3 separate regions of the Homo sapiens genome follow, and all the other regions are linked to region 1. A link is a contact called in ENCODE Hi-C or POLR2A ChIA-PET data. All regions are on one chromosome and are shown on one strand. Each heading gives the region's core, a stretch centred on a gene start or an enhancer-like site at or near the end of the contact. The rest is flanking DNA. Distances are from core to core; before and after follow the strand shown. Region 1 overlaps GSTCD (glutathione S-transferase C-terminal domain containing). Region 2 holds the start of NPNT (nephronectin). Region 3 overlaps GSTCD (glutathione S-transferase C-terminal domain containing).

Region 1 (2,713 bases), core at 98-2,597:
TTTCTCCCTTCATTAGCCAATATAAGACAGGTAGACTTCCTAGAGAATTATGTAGGGCAGTAAAATAAATACTTTGTATTGATGGCCTTTAAAATTCATAAATGAATGATTTAATAAAAGACTTTGTGCTATTATTTATAATAAAAAAAACTAGGTTAGCATCTAAGAAATTTGTTACCTTTTAAGGAATCATATCCAAATACTGAGAAAAACATACTGGGATTAGTAGTAGCAGCAGCAACACTATAAATAACCCATTAATTTATACAACCTAGAAAAACACAATTTCTCACTGCAGTATACTTTGAGACAATGTAAACAATGTCTTAGGAGGAAAAAAGACCAGGTATAAAATTAAGACTTACATTGAAAGTGGAAAAAAAAAAACCAACCTGTCTTTACTTGTCGTCATTAATAGAATACTAAGAATTTCAACAGTTAATTTAACAAATATTTATTAGGTGCTTAAGATGTGCTAGGCACTGTTTTAAGGGTTGGGTATATTGCAGTCCTTGCTGCCATGGAGTACACATTCCAGTGGGGGTAGATAGGTGATACACACAAAACAAATAAATATACTATATTAGGGGTTAAAAAGAAAAATTAGAAAGGGGAGAAAGAGCAAGGAAGAGTAAACGTATTACAGATAGGCTGACCTGAAAGGGCCTCTCTAATAAGGTGACATTGAGATCTGAATAAAGTGAGAGAGTAAGGTGTATGGATTATCTAGGGGAAGAGTTTTCCAAACAAAGAGAATAACAAGTATACAGTAGTCTCCCCTTATCCTTGGGGATGCATTCTAAGACCTTCAGTGAATGACTGAAACCTCAGATAGTATTGAACCCGACTGCCATCAATCAGACCACATTTCTGCTCATGTCTTCTACCCATGAATTTAAGGACTTTTCCATCTTAACCAAACACTTAAAAGACACTGAAATGGCCATAATTTTTGCAGCTTGAGGTATGGCAGCAAACCTAGAATGGATTCTTTTCCCTTCTTCATAATTTCATGGATAGATGTGTTCTTACCACAGATCTTAGCAATCTCAGCATATGAGTTTTTTCTGTCCTTATTAAGTCAATAACTTTTACTTTTTCACTTAATGCTTGCACTTTATAGCTTCTCTTCGGCATATCCAAACTGTCAGCATCATTACTTTTGTGCTTTGGAGCCATTATTAAGTAAAATTTGGACTCAAGCACTGCAATATTGCAGCTGTCGATCTGATCATCAAGATAGCTACTAAGTGACCATCAGGCTAGTAGTGTACACAGTGTGGATTTGCTGGGCAAAGGAATGATTCATGTCCCAGGCAGAACGCAGTGGGATTGTGCCAGATTTCATCATGCTACTTAGAATGATGTGCTATTTAAAAGTTATAAATTGTTTATTTCTGGAATTTTTCATTTAATATTTTTGGGCCACAGTTGACTGCGGGTAACTAAACCACAGAAAGCGAAACTGCAAATAAGGGAGGACTGCTGCAGTTAGTGAATTCCAGACCGCAGAAGAGAAGATCAAAGAAGTAGCCAGGGGCTACAGTATGCAAAGCTTTTTAATCTATGTGGAAACTTTGGATTTTATTTTGAATTAGATGGATTTGGGGACATTATTTGACTTAAATAGGAAGTCTAACTAGGTCACTACTGAAATAGTCAAGGCTAGACATGATAGTTGCTTAGATTAAGATACAGCAGTGGAGGTAGTGAGAAGTGATTTGACTTGAAACATATTTTAAAAACAGAGCTGACAGAATTTGCTGATGGACTGATGTAGAGAGTAAAATAAAGAGACAGGGATAACTCTAGAGTTCTGAGCCTGAGCAATTAGAAAGAATCAAACTGCCATATATTGTTTTGCAGTGGAGGTATAAGGACTAAGCCCTGAGTTTTTCAATGTTTAGAGATTTGGAAGCTGATAAGGAGACTGATAAGGGGTTATTCTACTGGTTTCTCAGAAGCAAACCAAGGGGTATTTCAAGAGAAAAATGATCAACTTTGTCAAATGCAGCTGATACACCAAATAAGATAAGGACTGAGACTAGTCTATTATATTTAGTAAACAGAAGTCATTAGTAACCTTGACAACAGCAGTTTTGTTAGAATGATGGGACAGAGGTCTGATTATCATAGGATCAAGAGAGAAGAAGGAAAACTGATACATGTACAAGGCATAATAGAAATACAAAAATCACCATTTAATAATGACCGTTGTAATAACTGATTTGCATAGAAATCATCAACGGATGCTAAAACCATTGAGGAAAACTTACTGGAGAACACGATGGTTTCAAAGTAGCTCCTCAGAGACTATTATTACAAAGGGAAACCGGTATTCTTACAATGAAGAAATCTGACAGACACCATATCAACCAAGTGATCAAACCTAATATCACAAACAATGTGTCAAACTGATACCATGTGCTCCCTGCTGTGGTATACTCAAGGCATACACCATTAGCTCTATAGTATGCTGGCCAAAATATTTGAGTCATTCTGTTGCAGTCTTGCCAATAGTTTAATTTTCATCTAATAGAGGAAATAGATAAATCCAAATTGAGAACATTCTGTAAAATACCTAGAATAGATTCTTTTTCAAAATGTTAAAGTTAAGAAAGACAAAACAAATTTTATAGGACAGGATCCTATATTAAAGGATACTTAAGATATATGACAACTAAAAACAATGCCTATCTTTGATTGGTTATTG
Region 2 (2,783 bases), core at 177-2,676, 87 kb before region 1:
TAAAGTCTCCTTATCTTTTTCAATTCCCCTTTTCTTTTACCTGCCTTTCTACCCCCAGGCCCAAAGTACAAAATAACCCCGAACTTTCTATTTCCTCCGACCAGGTAGTGAACAAGCAGCTGTGCTTTTTCTTGGCGCTCCACTGGTTCCCCTCCGTTCGCCTCCGGGTACAAGAAAGCGAATCAATTGTGGAATTGATTCGTTCCAAGATTAAAGGTAAAACAGGTGCGGCATCTTTCTTTAGGACTAGGCAGGGACCTACACGGAGGGGTGGGGGCAGAGGTCGCTGAAGGAAGGCGACCGGGCGACGGTGTGCGCCAGAGTAAAACCTCTTTTCGCAGCAGCCATCTGCACCCGGGACGAGCCTAGTCTGTAATTGCACAGAGGTGAGGGGGACCGAGCACACCCTCCCGACAGACCCAGTGTCTCTCACACACCGGAGCGGCCCCGGAGCGCGGGAGGACCGGCTGAGTGACAGCGGAGACGCGGCCCGAGGTTGTTGGAACCTGTCACAGCACGCCGCCGTCAGGCTCGCCCGAGTCTGAGGAGCGGCGCAGTGTGTGCGCTCTCACACACACATCCACACACTCATGCTCACATTCACGGAGCGCCCACCCTCCGGTCCTCATTTTGAGTCTCCTTCCCTCAAGAAAACCAAATGGAGAGGCCCACAAATCTCCCCCGTAGCCCAGTCGCTGACTCGCACCCACTCTCTGTGTGAGCGGCCCCGAGAGCCCTGAGCAGAGCCCGGGCCTCCCCCCGGGGGCCTGGAAGCTTCCCCAGTGAAGAGCCGTCTAGTTCAGGCGCGGGAGTTTCCCGGGTAAGGGATGTTTCGCGCGTCACCTCGGCGTAGGTGGCTAAACCGCGCCCTCAGAGCCGAGATCCCAGGCTCCAGCGGCTCCTCTCCCTCAGTCCTAATTCCCGAGCCGGGGCGAGTCGCCCTCGGGGGGCCGCGGATGGGGTCCCAGACTCGCAAGGGCGCGCCCTCTCCGCCTCGGGCGGGCACTCGGAGCCGCTGGACCGCTCTCCTCGCGCCACGCTGTGCGGTGGCCCAACTTCTGGATGGAGGAGACGCCTCTCTGACCACGAAACCCCGCGGGGAAAAGTGACCCAAGACAGTGAGTGTGAAATTAGCGCGGGAAGGAGGAGAGGGCGCCCCGGGGCCCAGCTCACCTCCCGTCGAACTCGGCGGCCGCCTGCAGGTAGAGCGAGGATACCAGCACCAGCGCCAGGAGAAAATCCATGTTGGGCAGCGGGTCCTGGGGCGCAGCGCAGTGGCGCGCGAGGAACAGGTTGGGGTGGTGGGCGCCGATGGGAGGCGCCCCTCTGAGAGTCTCGAGGAACCCCCAGCCCTCGCCGCCCGGGCTACTGCTGCCGCTCCCGGAGGACAGCGGCGAGGCGCGCGGCCGGAGCAGGTCTGCTGCGCGGCGCCCGGAGCCCCCTCCCGCTCCCTTCTAGCTAGGGGAGGCGCTGCAGGGGTAGCTGCACCGCCCGCGGGGAGGGGCGCCAGGGGCGGGCAGGGGGTGCGCGTGCGCCCGACTCGCCGCCCTCCCAGCCCCGGGCGAAGGGTGAGCGCGCTCCGCTCCTCCCGGGGGCCCAGCGGGGCAGGCAACTCGGGGGCAGGGGCGCTGCGGGACGGCAGTGGCTCTTGGGGGTTAGCCAAGCAGGGCGAGCCCCAGCCTGGGAGAAAAGTTGCAAACCCTCTCTGGGAGAGGGAAAGCAGGGTGCCCAGCAGGAAAGGGGAGTGGAGGAGGAAAGGAGCCCGAGGCGTAGGTGCACGCTCCGCAGGTTCCGCCCGAACAGGTGGTGACTGCAGGGGCGAGCAGTAGCTTTCACCGGAGGGCGGAGAAGCCCTAGAGCAGAGAGGTTTATGGGGCTGGAGCTGAGCAGTGTCTGCATTTACTAAAACCACAGCACGACTTGGACAAATTAGCGAAGGCAAACTCTGGGAGTTTGCTTTTCCCGCAGAGTTGGCAAAGGCATATTTTTTATTTTGTAACTAACCAAAAGAAATATTTGGCTCTCCAGTCGGGTTTTGAAGAAGAAATGAGCAGACTGTTTCTGTCTCTATCAGCTCAACTCCCGAGCACATTAGGACAGGACTGCCCCTCTAGGGATGAGTGCCTGCCAGAGAGGAAGGGCTGCTACTGCCTAGTAGTGTTGTGGTGCCTGATCTTGAGGGGATCACTTAGAAACCATTTTAAGTAATCATTGTTCAGTTGTTGCAGAGTAAAAAGTATTGTACTAAATGACTGTGTTCAAATGAAAACATGATTATCCTAAGATGTACATGAGCCCAATCAAGTCACCCCTCTTCCCAACCTTACCTCGAATGACAGCCTTGTGCAGTGATCATCTGTCATCTCCCGTACCTCTCAATGTCCTCATTTCTCTTCCTCCAGTCCATGGCCTCCTTGCCTTTCTTGCATGTTCCAGGCATGCCCCTGCCTTGGGGCCAGTAACTGGCTGTTTTCTCTATCTGGACCCAAATATCTACATGGCTCACACCCTCACTTCCTTCAGTCTTTGCTCAAATGTCACCTCTTCCAGGAGGCCAATCATGATCATCCTATTTAAAACTGCAACTTGCCCTCTGCAAATATCTACATGGCACACGCCCTCACTTCCTTCAGTCTTTGCTCAAATGTCACACCTCTTTGAAGAGGCCAGTCATGACCATCCTATTTAAACCTCTAACTTGCCCTCCTTCTGATGATCCTTGGCCTGTCCTACTTTGTCTTTTCTCCATACCACTCATCTTTTATATTACTATATAACTTGCA
Region 3 (2,700 bases), core at 163-2,662, 94 kb after region 1:
ACACATGCACCTCTTGTCTTTTAAGTGTATTCAAAATGTTAGTGTACACTTAATTTTAGAAAACCTTCATCATACTAAATTTTCTTTAATATTTTAAATCCCTTTTTTAAAAAAATCTGAAACAAGACCTAAACACTTTAAGCTTCTTAGTTCTTCATTTTTTAAAACTAAGGAACTTGTAATCCATTATAAAAAATAAATATAGTCAGTAAAGTATTATCTAAGTTTCTTAATAATACAAATAATCACTACTGCTTTATTTTATATTTCTTCTATTAAAATATAACAGATATATACCATGATTTGTTACTTCTTAAAAGATTATCTGGGGGAAAATTATTTTATATACTGTAAAAGCAACAACTTTTTAACTTACAGATGCCATTTTCTCCCTGAGCTTATTTTTTAAAAATTTTTGTCACTGAGAGATAATTTTAAAACAAAAAGGTATTTATTAAAGATCAAAGTTCAAAGAGTTTTTTTATAAAGCTGAATAGAGCTCTGGAAATATTTTCATTATTAATATAACACCTTTATGCTATAAGTCCTTAAAAACAGTCAAACAAAGTGAGATCTGTAACAACACTAGGGCAAAAAGGACCAACCACACTTTCCAGGAATTAACAGTCTTTTTGAGGAGTTTGCTCTGGACTCACTCTCCTGACAGTAGGAGAGTAAAAAGAAGACTCACCCCTAAGTGTTTCAAGAAAGCAGTTTTGAAAGAAAACATGACTGATTTCATCATTTGCCCAACAGTCTAAAAAATAGTAATTACGAGGCTCATCCTAACACTTTTTAAAAAACTGGAAACAAAGCCATGCTATTTAATAGCTTTTAAGATATGTAGAAATATTCTTTTAAAAAGTATGCCTATATTTGCCACGTTGTAAGGCACATAAGAATATGAAAATAGGATTTTAGACATATTCTATAAACTCTTCTCACTGTTAGCACTTAATAAAATGCTAAATGTCAGCAAAACAGAATAGCAATAACCTGCCCATGGTGATATCTAAAAATTAATGAGATGCCTGAGAGAAAATGCAACAAAGTACTGTTGATTCTTAACGTATTTTTTTTAATATAGATGTTGGTTTTCCCCCTGGGAGATTAAAAATGTTACTTAATGATCTTAGAATAAAAAAAAAAATTACTCTCCTTGAATAATGTCTCCCTATTATGTACTAATATAATTTTTAAAATAAATATTAAATATTTGTAAACCTGTACAAATGTGATGTTTTTGGCTTGCACTGTGCCTTTTTAGAGAGTAGAACCAGTATTTGCTCCAAGTATGCAAATATCACAGGCAAAAAAAAAAAAATCCTTCCTCTTTTTTCTTTTCTAGCTTCAGAATGCCTTAGTTCGCTAATTTTCTGTCACGAGCTTTAAGAAGGTAGGTACTATAGAATCAACTTCTGTCTCCAGGGCTTCTGCGGCACAGCTCTTGTTACTCCATATTACATTCCTGCCAAGCACAGAAATAGAGTAATTTACTCTTTCTCAGCTTTGACAGGTGCCACTCTGCAGAGAGGGAGTGAGAAAGTAGCAGACAAAACCACAAACTTCAGGATATTAAATAGAGTGTGCATCTCTTTCCTGGACGTGCCAATTTGCTTGGGAATCTTGCCGAATGAATAAATGGGTAAAAAGAAAAGATTATGTCTTTGATTTCATTACTCAGGAATGTTCTAATATATTTTTAAATGGTGGAATTAGTCATAGGTTTAATATTTAGGCATTCAGATCTGGTTTTTTTTTTTCACTTTCATTCTAATGAATATATCTTAGCCTTGATAAAACACAGAGAATGAGAGATAAACAGTAAACATATTAAAAACAAGCATACTTCTCCACAGTCCAGAAAAAATAAAGCTTGAAAATTTTGTGATCAAAATTCAAGTCAAGATCTATGGCATTATGTATACATAACATTATATATTAGATAAATTATATATTATATAATGAAGACCAAAAAGTGCATAACTGCTGCAAATGATTAACCTGTGTTTTGTTTTTTGTTTTTTCAAATAAGTTATCTTTGTGACTACAATTTGATAGGAGCTCAACAAATGTTAGGTAAATAAAGTTTTAAATATTACATACATTTTATTGTCCACCTACTATGTGCTAAGCACACAGAACATGTGCATTACTTCTAATGCTCACAATCCTTAAAAGTATTTTATTTCCATTATAGAGATGAGAATTGTACATCAGTCCAAAAGTATTAATTAAATTCATAAAAGATCTTATTTAGAGACATTTAAGAATAGGTATTGTTCTAATATAACAGTACTATTTATAAATAAAATTTCATAAATTGAAGCAATTTTACCAAAGTGAAAATTGTCAGATATTATGTTATTCTAAGCAAGTATGCTGGTTTCAGTAATCCTTGATATAAACTTCCATTCCAAAGGCTGGGTTATTTGACAAGTTTCTGCACTGGATTAAATTCTTTGGCAATTCTTTCCTGATTCCTTTCATTGGCTACTCTGCAGATGTCTCAGTGACCCACAGCTCAGTGTTTTGCTCTCTGCTCAATCCACACTCCATCCTTCGAATACTGGCTTTCAAACTTTTGAGCATGCCACACAATTAGGTATATATTTTATAATGTAACACACAATACACTGAATAAAATAGAAACAAAAATGTCATGAAGCAATACTTATCCTACAATATGGGATAAATCTG

Evidence for each region. A loop is a pair of places that touch in the nucleus more often than their neighbours do. ChIA-PET counts read pairs that join two places held with the same protein, here RNA polymerase II (POLR2A). Pooled maps may share reads with other maps.
Region 2: a map of ascending aorta shows a loop between it and region 1 (2.3-fold over the local background). The contact joins the promoter of NPNT here to the enhancer-like site in region 1. A Hi-C loop is called at or near these places in 4 of 168 maps with a recorded cell type or tissue (aorta, ascending aorta and prostate gland) and 3 of 50 pooled maps.
Region 3: a map of MCF 10A shows a loop between it and region 1 (11-fold over the local background). The contact joins two enhancer-like sites. A Hi-C loop is called at or near these places in 2 of 168 maps with a recorded cell type or tissue (MCF 10A and ascending aorta). POLR2A ChIA-PET finds 5 or more read pairs at or near these places in 4 of 52 experiments (GM10248, GM12878, MCF 10A and 1 more).

Annotation. Positions count from the first base shown.
Region 1 is chr4:105,807,430-105,810,142 of GRCh38, reverse strand. The region is part of intron 5 of GSTCD (glutathione S-transferase C-terminal domain containing); the gene reads right to left. Among named protein-coding and RNA genes, the nearest start is that of GSTCD-AS1, 18 kb to the left of the region's middle. Within about 2 kb of position 1,347, at least 3 of the 41 ENCODE cell types and tissues checked have a DNase peak (open chromatin) inside an H3K27ac peak, as active enhancers do; they include ascending aorta, where a contact is called at or near this core.
Region 2 is chr4:105,894,114-105,896,896 of GRCh38, reverse strand. It overlaps NPNT (nephronectin), which reads right to left and starts at 1,426. Exons shown (of 12, transcript NM_001033047.3): 1 at 1,174-1,426. The coding sequence starts at 1,244. RefSeq lists silencers at 271-565, 804-1,013, 1,174-1,743, 2,668-2,717.
Region 3 is chr4:105,713,088-105,715,787 of GRCh38, reverse strand. All of the region lies in intron 1 of GSTCD (glutathione S-transferase C-terminal domain containing), which reads right to left. Among named protein-coding and RNA genes, the nearest start is that of GSTCD, 5.7 kb to the right of the region's middle. Within about 2 kb of position 1,412, at least 3 of the 41 ENCODE cell types and tissues checked have a DNase peak (open chromatin) inside an H3K27ac peak, as active enhancers do.